2 separate regions of the Homo sapiens genome follow, and region 1 is linked to region 2. A link is an interaction called in ENCODE POLR2A ChIA-PET data of the cell type or tissue named here. Cell type or tissue: GM12878. All regions are shown on one strand.

What was found. ChIA-PET counts read pairs that join two places held together with the same protein. Peaks named below come from ENCODE experiments on the same cell type or tissue, not always from the same donor. Only the 100,000 strongest peaks of a DNase experiment are listed, where the experiment ranks them.
Region 1: POLR2A ChIA-PET joins it to region 2 with 6 read pairs; 3 of 35 experiments call an interaction of 5 or more read pairs at or near these places.

What each region holds. Positions count from the first base shown.
Region 1 is chr12:14,398,658-14,402,657 of GRCh38, forward strand. All of the region lies in intron 1 of ATF7IP (activating transcription factor 7 interacting protein), which reads left to right. Among named protein-coding and RNA genes, the nearest start is that of ATF7IP, 35 kb to the left of the region's middle. In GM12878, no CTCF peak of the experiment used is centred here; no DNase peak of the experiment used is centred here; H3K4me3 peaks cover 1,010 bases; H3K27ac peaks cover 505 bases.
Region 2 is chr12:14,473,091-14,477,090 of GRCh38, forward strand. ATF7IP (activating transcription factor 7 interacting protein) reads left to right here. Exons shown (of 15, transcript NM_018179.5): 11 at 2,800-2,878. Among named protein-coding and RNA genes, the nearest start is that of PLBD1-AS2, 55 kb to the right of the region's middle. In GM12878, no CTCF peak of the experiment used is centred here; no DNase peak of the experiment used is centred here.

The DNA.
Region 1 (4,000 bases), 74 kb before region 2:
CTTCATCCATAGATTTATTTCTGATTGTGAATTTATTAGTTTTTTCCTGAATTATTTAAACTTGTTTTATCAATAGGACATATCTCTTTTTTTTGTTCTATTACTTGATTTTCAACTTGAATTCTTTTTTATATGTCATATATAGGTTTTATATGTATACCTACCCTTTTTTGTGGTACTATTTGCCTAGCGTATCATTTTCTATCCTTCTGTTTCAACCTTTCTATGCTGTTACTCTAAGGTATGTCTCGTTTATAGTGCATAGCTAATGATATTTTTGTTGTTTTACACGCTTGAAACCCATCAGGTTTTTCCCTGATTGATAATTTTCTTTATTTTTGCCCCATATTCTGCAACCTGTTAGTTAACTTACACATTGCAATTATCTGGATAAATAACATATTTATTTTAAAGATGATTGATCCTCAGTTATTTCAGCCTGCTCAAGAGTTTTACTTGTTTTTTGGAGCTTTGCTAATTTCCTTATCTGAATTTCTTCATAGGTTCTTCTGCTGTCTGGTCTTGTACTTATATTTATATATAATCATTTTAGCAAAGGTCTGCATTCTCTGTCTTTGCTCAGAAGTAATATATTTATTTCCTCACTCTTGCTGACTGCTAGCTTTGCTAGCTGTAGAATTCCACAGTGAAAATAACTTTTCCCATGAATTTTGAGGATATTGTTTTTTTTTTAGCTTTCAGTATTGCTGATGACAAGTCTGATGCCAGTTTAATTCTTTCTCTTCTGTAGTTAAATGATATTCTAAGTTATTAATATTTCCCTATAATGATTTTCTGAAATCTTATTGCAGTATGCCTAGGTGTCAAAAAATTTTATTTTGCTTATTTTAATTTAGTTTGTTTTGGGATTCAATAGACCTTTATTATTGGAAAACTTGTATATTTTTTCAGCTTTGCTGATTTTTTTTAATTTTCTTATTTTTTCCCTCCTTTTTTTCTTGTTTCTTTTTTTTTAGAAACTTGACTTAATTGAAAGTTGTTGCTTCTGGGTATATTTCTTATGTGTTTGTTTGTTCTTGTGAGTGTAATATCTTCTCATACACTTAGAGGATTTTTTAATATACTATTTTAAAATGTCTTCTGTTTATTCTCCTACTAATTAGCTAGTGTTTTTTGTGGGATTTGGCACCTGACCTTTTGTTTGAATTCTTGAATGTATTCATTTTTGTATTTGAGATTTCCTGTTTTACTTTGGCTGGATGCTGATGGTTCAGGTGATTGTGAGTGGTGGGGAAGTGGTACTTGCTACACATGGGATATGCTGATAATTTGTCTTTGGGATGGTAGCCTCCATGTCTCTCCGGGGACATAGTGTCTATATAAGTTACTACCCTAGCTGCATTCACAAATGTGACTGCTGCCCTGGTTTAGCACTAGCATGGAAGAGAGAATGTCTGATGAACTTAACTGTTCAAATACCAATTACATGAGTGAATTTTCATGTGATGATTCACACTGGCGTATCAGGTCTAAATTGAAAGTCTGTATTTGTATCGCCTTGTCTCTGTGTAAGTGAGGTACTTTTAACTAGTTTGACATTTATCCTTTTAGTCTTTAAAATATCACTTGCATGCCTGTATACATGTTTAGATTTTTGTGTGTTTTAAAATATAATGGCATAAAACAGGAAACATTTATTGACTGCTTACAGTATCTAAGTACTTTCTATTTATTATGTCATTTAATTCCCATAACATTTCCATGAAGACAGACTTTGTTATTTCAGTTTCATAGATGATTTTACTGAGGTAAGGAGAAGATATATATTTTAGATAGATAACCAGGAAATTAATAGGATTAATATTTAAAAAGGTATGTCTGGTCCTGGTATTTGCACTATTAATTGCAAGAGTTCTGCTTTTTTGGTGTGCTTGATAATATTTCTCAGAGATTTTTTTTTTAATTCCTGGGATATTAAGGGCTTTTGTTTTTGTATTTTCTATGACAGTGCAGCACTAGGCATCCTGATATATTCCTTTGTAAAACATGTTGATACATTGTTAGATAGATACCTTAAAGGTCCTTTGCTGTGTCAAAATGATGCACAATTCCTGCTTGTTTGTCCTTAAAAATGGATGTGACAGTTAACTCTTCTGCTCATGGTACATAAGACCACTCATTTCTGTATATTAATGCTAACCACAAGTAGTTGCCAATCTGATGTTTAAAAATGTATTTTCTCTTTCTGTTTTGTCTTTTTTTGATGATTAGGTTGAATGCCTTTTCTTGTATATGTTGTTTTATGAATTGCCTGCTCACGTTTCTGTATTTTTTTTCCAACTGTTTGTCCTTTTCATTCACTAATAGATTTTCTTTTTTATTCTGAATACTAATCCTATATCACTATGCCATTTTTTCAAGTATTTCTCCTAACTTGTGGTTACTTGTAGTACTTTCTGTGCCTTTGAATATTTATATTATTTTATGTCTAGTGTCTTTGCTATTATGCTTAACTGCTATTTTGATAGATTTTCCACTATTTATTTCAAAATCCATTTCTTCCTTATTTGTTACGTTTTGTTTTGTTTTTGTTTGAGACAGAGTCTTGCTCTTGTCACCCAGGTTGGAATATAGTCGTGTGATCTCGGCTCACTGCAACCTCCGCCTCCTGGGGTTCAAGTGATTCTCCTGCCTCAGCTTCCTGAGTAGCTGGGATTACAGGTGTCTGCCACCACGCCCGGCTAATTTTTGTAATTTTAATAGAGATGGGATTTCACCATGTTGGCCAGGCAGGTCTTAAACTCCTGAGCTCAGGTGATCCGCCTGCCTTGGCCTCCCAAACTGCTGGGATTAGTGGCGTGAGCCATCGTGCCTGGCCTTTCTTTCTTGTTTGTGATGCTTCTCTGTCATAGTTACCTTTTTTATTGTTTGTGTCTGTCTTTTGGATGATTATTCTGTTGTACTCTTTTTTTTTTTGTACTTAAGATAATAATGCTTTGTTATATGCTGTCACATCTGAGAGGGCAAACATTTTTCATTACTTTTGGTTTTCAATTTTTTCCCTGTTTTTAGCATTGTTTCACTTAGAGATTAAGCTTTTTTTTTTTTTTTTTTTTTGATATGGAATCTCGCTGTGTCGCTCAGGCTGGAGTGCGATGGCGCTGGGCTCACTGCAGTCTCCACCTCCTGGGTTCAAGCAGTTCTCCTGCCTCAGCCTCCCGAGTAGCTGGGGTTACAGGCATCCACCACCATGCCTGGCTAATTTTTGTATTTTTAGTAGAGACGGGGTTTTACCTTGTTGTCCAGGCTGGTCTCTAACTCCTGACCTCGTGATGCGCTTGCCTCGGCCTCCAAAAGTGCTGGGATTACAGGCGTGAGCCACCGCGCCTGGCCTCAGAGTAAGTTTTAAAAGCTAGTCATGCTACAAAATATCTAGGTGGAATTTTCTTTTTTTTTTCTTTCTTTCTGTCTGTCTTTCTCTCTCTCTTTTTCTTTTCTTTTCTTCTTTCTTTTTTTTTTTTTTTTTTGAGATAGGGTCTCGTTCTGTAGCCCGGACTGGAGTGCAGTGGCATGATTATAGTTCACTGCAGCCTTAACTTCTGGGGCTCAAGTGATTCTCCCACCACAGCCTCCCAGGGAGCTGGGGCCAGAGACACATGTCACTATACCTGGCTAATTTTTAAATTTGTTGTTGAGATGGGGTCTCGCTGTGTTGCCCAGACTGGTCTTGAATTCCTGGGCTCAAGCAATCCTCTTGTCCCAGCTTTCCAAAGTGTTGGGATTATAGGCATAAGCCACCATGCCTGGCTATAGTTACTTTTAAAAATTCCCCTTTTTTTTCTTTAGTCACCTCCCTGACAATACTTCTAATAAATTTTATCCAGGAAGAATTGATTTTTTTTTTACATTGAGTCTTAGCTCTAATATTTCATAAGACAGTTCTAATATGTCATGTAAGTGTTTCTAGATACATTTTTCTTGCCATTCTGATTTTTTTTTTTTTTTTTTGAGACAAAGTCTCCCTCTGTCACCCTGGCTG
Region 2 (4,000 bases):
CCATTTATAGTTAATATAAGTATTGATAGGATTGTGTTTAGGTCTGCTATTTTGCTATTTGTTTTCTATTCATTTCATCTGTTTTCTTTTTTTGTTGGTTTCTGTGTACCTTCTTTCCTGCTTTATTTTGTATCAGTTTTTTTTAAAGCATTCTGTCTTAATTCCTCTGTTAGCTTTTTAGCGCGCTCTCTCTCTCTCTCTGTGTGTGTGTGTGTGTGTGTGTGTGTGTGTGTGTGTGTTTTAGGGGTTGTTCTAGAGTTTACAGTATGTATCTAATCTTAATTATAGGAACCTTGCAATTTTATGTGTACATTTACCTCCTTAATGAAGTTGCTTTCCTTAAATATGACGTTCATGTTTTCACATATATTGTGGTCTTGTTTGCACATATATTACATTGTTTTTAATCTTCATGTTGTAGATCTCTAAATATATTGTTTTTAATTTTTGCCTTATAGAATTTTAAAGAAATTAAGAACAGAAAATAGATATAGTCTTTAATATTTATCCTTATGTTTACCTTTTCTGGTCCTCTTCTTCCTATGATCCAAGTTGGTATTTCCTTTCAAACTGAAGAATGTCCTTAAGCTCATCTTTACAGTGTAGATCTGCTAGTGATACATTCTCTTGGTTTTTTAGTATCTAAAAAATGTACTTTTGTATCTTTTGTCTCCTTTTTTCAAGGAGAGCATCATTGGATATAGAATTCTTAAAGGTTTTTTTTTTTTTAAATTATCGGCACTTTGAATATGTTGTTCCAGTGTCTTCTTGCTTCCATAGTTTCTGACCAATAGTCAGCAGTTACTCTTTGCTCCTGTATAACGTATAATTTGTTCTGTTTATTTTCAAAATTTTTCATTATTGGTTTTCAGTATTTGAACTATGATGTGTATAGTTATGATTTCTTAGTGTTTCTTCTGCTTGAGGTTCGTTGAACCTCTTGGATTTGTAAACTAATGTTTTCCACCAAATTTGGGAAGTTTTTGGTTATTATTCAATTTTTTCTTTAGATCTTTGTTTCTTCTCATTTAGGGTTTTGCTGAACTGTTTCTTATTGCACAAGTTTCAGGCGTTTTTCATATTTTCTTCTGTTTTTCTTTGTGTCCTATGGACTAGAAAATTTCTATTGATCTAGCATCAATTTCATTTGAGTTTTTCCTGCCCCCTCCAATCTGCTTTTATGCCTACATTAAGCTAATTTTTATTTTAGTAATTATTTTTTCAGCTTTATTATTTCTTTTTTTTTCAGTTTCTTTTTCTCTTTTGAAATTTCCTGTTTGTGCATTCGTTATTATTATATTTAATTCTTTGAATTTTTTTTTTTTTTTGAGATGGAGTCTTGCTCTGCCACCTAGGCTGGAGTGCAGTCGCGCAATCTCAGCTCACTGCAACGTCCGCCTCCCAGGTTCAAGCGATTCTCCTGCCTCAGCCTCCCGAGTAGCTGGGACTATAGACACCCACCACCATGCCTGGCTAATTTTTGTATTTTTAGTAGAGATGGGGTTTCACTATATTGGCCAGGCTGGTCTCAAACTCCTGACCTTGTGATTTGCCTGCCTCAGCCAACCAAAGTACTGGGATTACAGGCGCGAGCCACTGCTCCTGGCTTTAAACATATTTTTAATAGCTACTTTCGAGTCTTTATCTGCTGGATGTAATATCTGGCTCTGCTTAGAGTCAGTTTGTATTGACTTATTTTTTCGTCCTAAGTTAGTTCCACTTTTCAAAGCTGGACCTTAATGATAATATGTTGTAGTGAAAGATTATTTTACATTTGTTGATGATTTTTGGGATCTTTTAGTTTGGGATTTTATAGATTTTTGGTGTTTGTAAATAACCCATTTTCTGTGAAATCATTATTGTAGAAAGATTTATAAGAATGAGAATTGCATTATTGTCTTGGGATTGGGCCTGGATATTATAAAGTCAAGGCATTATTTTCTTTAATTTCTCAACTTGAGTATCGCAGATGAAAACCTTTATCATTTGGAATTGATCTCAGTATAATATATCAAAGTAAATTGTGATTATCAGTTATTAAGCAATTGCCATGTATCATATATGGTGTTAAGCACCTTATATACACATTTGGATTAATCCTCACAATAGCCTCAATATTCAAATATTGGAAATTGAGATAATTACCCATCTGAATCAGGTAGCTAATAAGTTAGAACTGTAAGACACACTGACTTCAGAGTCCTGGCTCTTTAGGTTTATGTCGTCTTACCTTCCTTTTTGGTTGCTGTCATGTGGTTTTAAAGGTTTTTCTTATAATCCTAATATTTCTCATGATTTTGGATGATGGGTTACTGGTCAGCTTGGATGTGCAGTTAATAGCATAGCATACCATATGATTTCATAGTATACCATACCATTTTTTTAGGGCAAAAATTTAGATTATTTTCTATAACCCAATTCTAGCTTTAATGATTGCCTTTGGTGTTGTGGTAGATTAATATTGATAATTTAGAGTAGTATTGATCAACATTTTAAATGTCACAAAATGAATAGTGTTTCTGTTTAATCTTATTTGCTCTATGCAACAGATAGCTTAGTTTTTTTAAGAAAACGTCTTGAATTTCTTTTGAAAATTATATTTCATATAGTAGATGTTTAACACATGAGTATCCTGGGACATTTGTCTGACAAACTCTCTTTATTCAGGTACAGCCATTTAAGGGTCCAGATTGAACCAGGTTACTCATTAGTCTCATTTTACCTCACTTATCATCTCATTTTTTAACACGTATATCTGCCAGAGTTTTCTTTGTAAAATGTAGAAGTTTTGTTTTTCAGTGTGGAAAAGCCACTGGCAGTGATTCAAGTGGTGTCATTGATCTCACAATGGATGATGAAGAGAGTGGAGCTTCACAAGGTACTTCAATAGTAATTGTACTAAGCAACGTTTTGATACCATTTTTTTTGTCTTAATACGGTACAGTATTCTACAAAGACAGATGTTTATGGCATTATGCTTGGTTTATTTGTGTTCTTTTTGGAATGGAAGTTTTTTAGATTAGAATTTTAAAATTTGGCCAGGTGCAGTGTCTCACACCTGTAATCCCAGTGCTTTGGGAGGCCAAGGCAGGAGGATCGAGGCAAGAGGTCAGGAGTTTGAGACCAGCCCGGGCAATGCGGTGAAACCCCGTCTCTATAAAAAATTTAAAAATTAGCTGGGTGTGATGGCATGTGTCTGTGGTCCCAGCTGCATGGGAGGCTGAGGCAGGAGGATAGCTTGAGCCTGGGAGGTTGAGGCTGCCGTGAGCTGTGTTTATGCCACTGCATTCCATCCTGGGTGACAGAATGAGGCCCTGTCTCAAAAAAAAAAAAAAAAAAAAAAAAGGATAGAATCAAATCTTAAATGAGTATGAACAATGTGTAGAGGAAAACAGCAATTAAGAGAATATTGTAATTTTTGGAGTACCTCTGTTTTTGTATCTGTTATTTCACTTGATCCTTGCAAAAAAATCCTGTAATACTCATTTTAGACTTGAGGAAACTTGTTAGCCTTAGAGAAAACAATTCAGACTCAGTAAGGGTCTTGGGAGTAAAATCCAGCTCTTCTGTCTCTACATTAAATGTTCTTTTTCTCTCTCTGTTTATGTTTCAGTGCAGATACTGTATATATATGTATTCATTTAATTTTGGTCATTTGAATTAATTTCTTTTATCTAGCATTATATAAATAAAAATAGAAGTAATTTCTAAAAACGTTCACATCCAAAATAATAATGTTCTGAGTTATAATATTTAGAAACTGTAAACCATATTCCTAGTTATTCTGCAGTGTTAATAGGTGTTTCATGAATATAAAGTTCCATGGTTAAGTATGTTTGGAAAATGCTGAGTTTAAAGTTAAATTGATTTTTTTCTTAATGCAGACTTCTCTGAGCCTTTACTATGCTAATTTATAATGTAAATCTCCAAGAATGATTTAAGATATAAAGTATTTCTCAAACTTACTTGGCTGTGCAAAATAACGTTCAGCTACATATCT